2 separate regions of the Homo sapiens genome follow, and region 1 is linked to region 2. Evidence: chromatin contacts called from ENCODE Hi-C or POLR2A ChIA-PET data. All regions are on one chromosome and are shown on one strand. Each heading gives the region's core, a stretch centred on a gene start or an enhancer-like site at or near the end of the contact. The rest is flanking DNA. Distances are from core to core; before and after follow the strand shown. Region 1 overlaps REL-DT (REL divergent transcript). Region 2 overlaps PUS10 (pseudouridine synthase 10).

Region 1 (3,181 bases), core at 107-2,606, 130 kb after region 2:
TGTATTTTTAGTAGAGATGGGGTTTCACCATGTTGGCCAGGCTGGTCTCAAACTCCTGACCTCAGGTGATGCACCTGCCTTGGCCTCCCAAAATTCTGGGATTCCGTGTGCAGCCTGGAATAGGTTTTTGCTGTGGTTTGAATGTGTCCCTCAACATTCATGTGTTGGAAGCCTAATTCCCAATGTCATAATATTAAGAGGTGGGGCCTTTAAGAGATGATTAAGTCATAAGGGTGGTGCCTTCATGGATAGGATTAGGGCCCTTATAAAAGGACTCAAGGTTGAAGGGGGAGCTCTCTTGCACTCTTACCCTTCTGCCATGTGATGACACACCAAGAAGGTCGTTGCAAAATGTCAGCACCTTGATCTTGGACTTCCCACCCTCCAGAACTGTGAGAAAATGAATTTCTGTTCTTTATAAATTACTCAGTCTCCAATATTCTTTTATGGCAGCTCAAACGAACTGAAATAGTTCTTTGGGTTTTTTTTTTCCTACTCATAAAAAGGAGCACCCAGGAATTCACTAGACTTTGCTGTGTCTGCATGTGATAAGTAAACCACAGAAGCCATTTTAAGACATGAGTTAAAAATAAAGCCACCATGGGCTGGGCACAGTGGCTCATGCCTGTAATCTCAGCACTTTGGGAGGCCAAGGCAGGCAGATCACTTGAGGCCAGGAGTTCAAGACCAGCCTGGTCAACATGGCCAAACCCCGTTTCTACTAAAACTACAAAAATTAGCCAGGCGTGGTGGTGCACGCCTGTAATCCAGCTACTTGGGAGGCTGAGGCATGAGAATCGCTTGAACCTGGGAGGTGCAGGTTTCAGGGAGCCAAGATTATGCCACTGCATTGCAGCCTGGCAACAGAGTGAGACCCTTTCTCAAAAAATAAAAATAAAGCCACCATACTGAAGATGTTAGAGTAGAAAGAATTGGAAGGAATCTGAGTTTTTGGTGACATGATTAGCTGCTGAATTGGAACCATCCTACCTCAGACTCCTCGTTATATGAGATAATAAATATTCCATTATGATGTAAACCAGTTGAGTTTCCTGTTATTTGCAGCCGAAAATAAGAGAGATCCAACTATCCCTAAAAGAGAGACTCAGTCTGGCTGAGGTCTGAGCTCCTGAAAAATGGTCTCCACCATGTATTTCCTTAAACTGAGCATTTAATTCTATCAATCTTAAGACATAGTACTTTAATTTTCACTTCCTGTATTATACTTAACAGTTACCGTACGCGTACTGTTGCTCAAGACCACTGGCGGATTCAGAAATAGAACACAGTGCCTAGGTCAAAATGGAAGTTTATAACTTTAATGAAGCCCTTTGACAGAGGACAGGAAGTCAAAGTCAACCAAACAGGAAGTAGGCAGAGCAGAACAGAGCAGCCGGAAATATTTGGGCCTGGCACAAGAATTGGTCTATATACAGAACATATATAAAACAAACAAAATATTTAGAGCTGAAATCTTTAAATTTGTAAACACTTAAAGGGGATCATTTAAAGAAGAAAGAGAAGGAAAACAAGGAAGTAAAAGGAAGACAGAAATGTCTCTTGCCAGAGTAATTATTGCGTAAACCAAAGAATGTTTCTGCACAGCTTGTAGCAGTTTTAAAACATTATTTAATTAAATTAATTAATTTATTTTCAAGGCAGGGTATTGCTCTATCTCCAGGCAGGAGAGCAGTGGTACAATCACCGCTCACTGCAGCCTCCATCTTCCAGGCTCAAGCAGTCCTCCCACCTTAGCCCACCAAGCAGCTGGGACCACATTAGGTGCACACCACCAGGCCCAGCTAGTTTCAGTTTTAAAACATACCTGCAAATTCCTTGATCTCCCCCCCATGATGAGGTGAACTTTGTGGCCCTCCCTTTGAATTTGGGCCAAACATTAGTGACTAGTTGACCAGTAGGGTATGGCAGAAATGATTCTCTGTGACCTTCCGGACTCAGTCAAAAAAGGTGGTGCAGATTCTCCCTGGTTCTCTGGACCCTGCATTAGAGCCTTGAGCCACTATCTAAGAAGCATTACTACCCTGAGACCATCATGCTGCGAGGAAGCACAAACTAATTCGTGTAAACAGATCACATGGAGAGGCCCTGACATCCCAAGCTCTCCCAATGCCTGCTCTTCCATCTCCTGCCACTGCATGTAAGACATTAAGCCAGAACCACTCAGTGGAGCTCTTCCTGAATTCCTGACCCACAGAAACCATGAGATAATAAAATGATTGTTGTTGTTTTAAGCCAGTAAGCTTTGGGGTGGATTGTTAATGCAGCAATAGATAACCAGAACAGTAGATGAGGTGATTTAAATGCTATGGCTTTTTAATAAGTAAGGAAAGAACTCAAGGACTCATTAAAAGTCATTATAACTAATTACTATAACCATCAAGATGAAGTGGTAGTTTCCAGTCAGAGGACCTGTTAGCAATAATAAAAGCAAATAATTATTGGTGAGGCCAAGCGTGGTTTAAAAAAAAATCTCGCTTCTGAAAGAACACTTTAGTTAAAATGAAATATTTAAATACTATGCCATATTTCTCAAGAGCAATTTGTGCAAGCAATTCTCTTTTTACCACTTTTTCTTCACATCTCAGAGATTCATAGTATCTATAAGCTATGACAGATATTTGGGCTGATTCCTGATATATCATAACTCAGCAACTCAAAAAGCTACAAGCTGGGAGATTGAGGACTCCTATGCACTGGGTACCACTTTCTTGGCCTTTGGATATTCAATCATTTAACATTTCTGTAAGGGAAATGTAGCCAGTGGGACCCTATCTGTGGGATAAATTTCATGATGGAAAAGATAGGATGTTAGAGGTGTCAAAGACTCCTAAGACTCACACTTACAGTATTGATTCTTGTTTTAAAGTGTTAAAAGGACATAAATAAAAATTAAGATCAGTCAAAGCAAATACAGAAAAGTGATATGGAAAATGTATATGAAATGTCCAGAGTAGGCAAATCCATAGACAGAAAATAGATGAGTGATTGCCTGGGGCCAGGGGTACATGGGGTCTGACTACTAAGGGATTTCTTATGGGGTGCTGAAAATGTTCTAAAATTAATTGTAATGATGGTTGTAAAATTGAATTTACTAATATCCATTAAATTGTATACTTTAAATGGATGAACTGCACAGATGAATTGCATGGTGTGTGAATTA
Region 2 (3,362 bases), core at 255-2,754:
TCCCATCACATTTATGTTCAGGTTTTGTTATCAGATGACTGGAATAGGTGCAAAGATGTTTTGAGTCAAATATTTTATTACAGCACCTATCTTAAAATTCAGGAATTTCAAGTCATTTTTGTGAGGAGCTATTTTTGACTTCCTTTTTTTTTTTTGCTCTGAGGAAGATTGATGCATGTATGTGTGATGATGAATTATGATGGTGAAGTCCCTTAATTGGAGGTGGAAGTCCCAATGAAGTTTTTAGCCACATCCTTTGTCATGGATATGTCCAAATGTCCAAGAAGAGGGGGCTAGGTGGCAAGTGCTACCTTGAAGTCAGACACATCCAAACTCATTGTCAGAAACCTCTTTCTTAAGGAATAGTACTACTACTTTCTTCCCTCCAAGCAGAAGGAAGGACCAGCAAAATAGTCTTTGGCCAGGTTTGTCAGTTACGAAGTGTCGATCTGGCCGGGCGCGGTGGCTCACGCCTGTAATCCCAGCACTGTGGGAGGCCGAGGCAGGCAGATCACGAGGTCAGGAGATCGAGACCATCCTGGCTAACAGGGTGAAACCCCATCTCTACTAAAAATACAAAAAATTTGCCAGGCTTGGTGGCAGGCGCCTGTAGTCCCAGCTACTCGGGAGGCTGAGAAAGGAGAATGGCGTGAACATGGGAGGCGGAACTTGCAGTGAGCCGAGATCGCGCCACTGCACTCCAGACTGGGCAACAGAGCAAGACTCCATCTCAAAAAAAAAAGTGTCAATCAATTGCAGTGCTACAGCTGCTCCTCCTTTTTAAAATTAGGTTTTACTGCTCCAAATATTGAAAGTTATTTTTACAAATCTTCCCTTTTAAATAAAACTGAATATATTTTTCCTCACTGATATTAATACAGGATCAATACTAGTGGAATCTGTTTTCTAGACTAGATACCATTCAAGGCCCCAGGTGGAAATGTTTAGCTGGGAATTTTGTCTTAAAAAACTGAGTATCTTTCTCCTTGCCATTATGTTTATTATGCAAAGTTATCCAGTTTTTCTTAATGTAATACATATTTTCCAGTCAATTTGGACCTTTCTTTTTTTCTTTTTTTTTTTGAGACAGAGTCTCACCCTGTCTCCCAGGCTGGAGTGCAGTGGCATGATCTCAGCTCACTGCAACGTCCACCTCACGGGTTCAAGTGATTCTTCTGCCTCAGCCTGTCAAGTAGCGGGGACTGCAGCCATGTGCCGCCACACCTGGCTAATTTTTTTGTATTCTTAGTAGAGATGGGGTTTCACCATGTTGGCCAGGATGGTGTCAATCTCCTGACCTTGTGGTCTGCCTGCCTCAGCCTTCCAAAGTCCTCGGATTACAGGTGTGAGCCACTGCGCCTGGCCTGGACACTTTCATAATTTATAAAACTCTGATGTAAAAAACCCTAGTTGAGCACTGGATTGACATTTCACAGGGCTACTTCCTTTTTATTGTGTGTAGCTTTTGGTTTCACAATTAGTGCGTCAGAGATCAGCTGGATATATGGCAGTCTCCAGAGCCAGGGCAAGAGTGCTCAGCACGTACTTGCAGAGGGCTAGTTTTTTATCTTTAAAAATTAAATCCATGGCAAATTAAAGAGCCATATATCGTATTCATTAAATTATAATTTGAAAGCTACTTGTGTAAGTAAATGTTGCGGTATCGAGTATGATCAAAACCTTTGATTCTTTTTTCTGGTGGAATCTAAGTTTCTCTCTAAACTGGTTGTTAAAATGTTATTGCCAGTAGCTGAGTAAAGATAATGTGAGGGGAACTAACTTGTGTGGGGAAAAAATAAAATGGATTTTATTTAAATGTGGTCATGAGCCATATAAAAGGAAATGAAATAATAAAATAGATGCAAAGGTATTAACATAAATAGCCCTTTTAGTCTTATATTAAGAAGCATAATATGAAGTGATTTCTATTTAGAATTTAGTTCACATCCAGGATTTAAATTTTCTGTGAGGCTGGGGTGTTATGATGTGTATTGATTATCTGATATTCCTTTAGTATTATCACTAGAAATTCATATTAGAAATCGTGAGTTGGTGATTTTAGTGAGACTTTCATATTCTGAAAGCATCACAGAAATTCATGACCTGTTGTGGAGTGGGCATGTGCACTCATGCCCTATTGAGTAAATCAGTAGCTAGTCATGAATGCTAAATTTGTATTCCAAAACATTTTTTTTTAAATGTAGACATGTATTAAGGTACTTCTGGCTGCGTATAGTGGCTTATGCCTATAATCCCAGCACTTTGGGAGGCTAAGACAGGGGAATCACTTGAGGCTAGAAGTTCACGACCAGCTTGGTCAACATGGCGAAAACCCGTCTCTACTAAAAATGTAATGTAAAAATTAGCTGGGTGTGGTGGCAGGCACCTGTAGTCCCAGCTACTTGGAAGCTGAGGCAGGAGAATCGCTTGAACCCAGGAAGTGGAGGTTGCAGTTAGCTGAGATCGCACCACTATACTCCAGCCTGGGTGACAGAGCGAAACCCTGTCTCAAAAAAAAAAAAAAAAAGTGCTTCTGTTGAGTAACATTCAATCTGCAACTTGTTTCTTAGGTGGCATGCAGCAACTGATATTTCAGTTACTGCTTTATTGGTCTGGCCCCAGGGAGGTGTCCCCTACCACGTTAAATTGGAGGTCATATGGTCTGTGCACAATGACTTTTCCCCTCCAATTTTCGTAATATTTATTTCTTTTTCTTGCTTTGTTGCATTGGCTAAGATCGCTAGTACATTGTTAAACAGAATTAGGGATAATGAGAATTCTTTTGGATTATTTTTCTGTTTGAATTCTACCCCCTCACACATATCATTATCTTAGAAGTTATGCATTTACAGTTTTTCCTTTACTCTTAAAAGTACTAATTAAATTGGTACTCCCATTTCTACAAAAAATAAAAAATTAGCTGGACATGGTGGTGCATGCCTGTAGTCCCAGCTATTCAAGAGGCTGAGATAGGAGGATTGTTTGAGCCCAGGAAGTTGAGGCTGCAGTGAGCCAAGATTGAGCCATTGCACTCCATCCTGGATGACAGAGTGAGACTCTCTCTCTCAAATAAAAATAAATACTTTTATCTTTCCCAGAGAATGCAAAGACCTTGGAATACTTGGATTCCTTGTATCTCTTAATTTACATTTCATTGTGTGTGTTTTAATTTGACACATGTTTAAATCTCATGTGACATTATTTTATACAAGTAATATTCTATACAATCAGTCAATATTCACAGATTTACCTACATATTCATCTTGTGTATTACCCTTTATTTCAGCTGTCATCTGGGATTATATTCTTCTGCATGAAGAATATCCTTTAGTTTAGTTTTTGTTTTTTAAAGTATAGGTCAG

The links. Hi-C counts contacts between places; a loop is a spot of excess contacts on that map. ChIA-PET counts read pairs that join two places held with the same protein, here RNA polymerase II (POLR2A). Pooled maps may share reads with other maps.
Region 1: a pooled map shows a loop between it and region 2 (2.2-fold over the local background). The contact joins two enhancer-like sites. A Hi-C loop is called at or near these places in 5 of 37 single-sample maps with no recorded cell type and 8 of 50 pooled maps. POLR2A ChIA-PET finds 5 or more read pairs at or near these places in 3 of 52 experiments (A549, A673 and Panc1).

What each region holds. Positions count from the first base shown.
Region 1 is chr2:60,866,171-60,869,351 of GRCh38, reverse strand. All of the region lies in intron 1 of REL-DT (REL divergent transcript), which reads left to right. Among named protein-coding and RNA genes, the nearest start is that of REL-DT, 14 kb to the left of the region's middle. Within about 2 kb of position 1,356, at least 7 of the 41 ENCODE cell types and tissues checked have a DNase peak (open chromatin) inside an H3K27ac peak, as active enhancers do.
Region 2 is chr2:60,991,178-60,994,539 of GRCh38, reverse strand. The region is part of intron 4 of PUS10 (pseudouridine synthase 10); the gene reads left to right. Among named protein-coding and RNA genes, the nearest start is that of PEX13, 25 kb to the left of the region's middle. RefSeq lists an enhancer at 1,245-1,594. Within about 2 kb of position 1,504, at least 5 of the 41 ENCODE cell types and tissues checked have a DNase peak (open chromatin) inside an H3K27ac peak, as active enhancers do.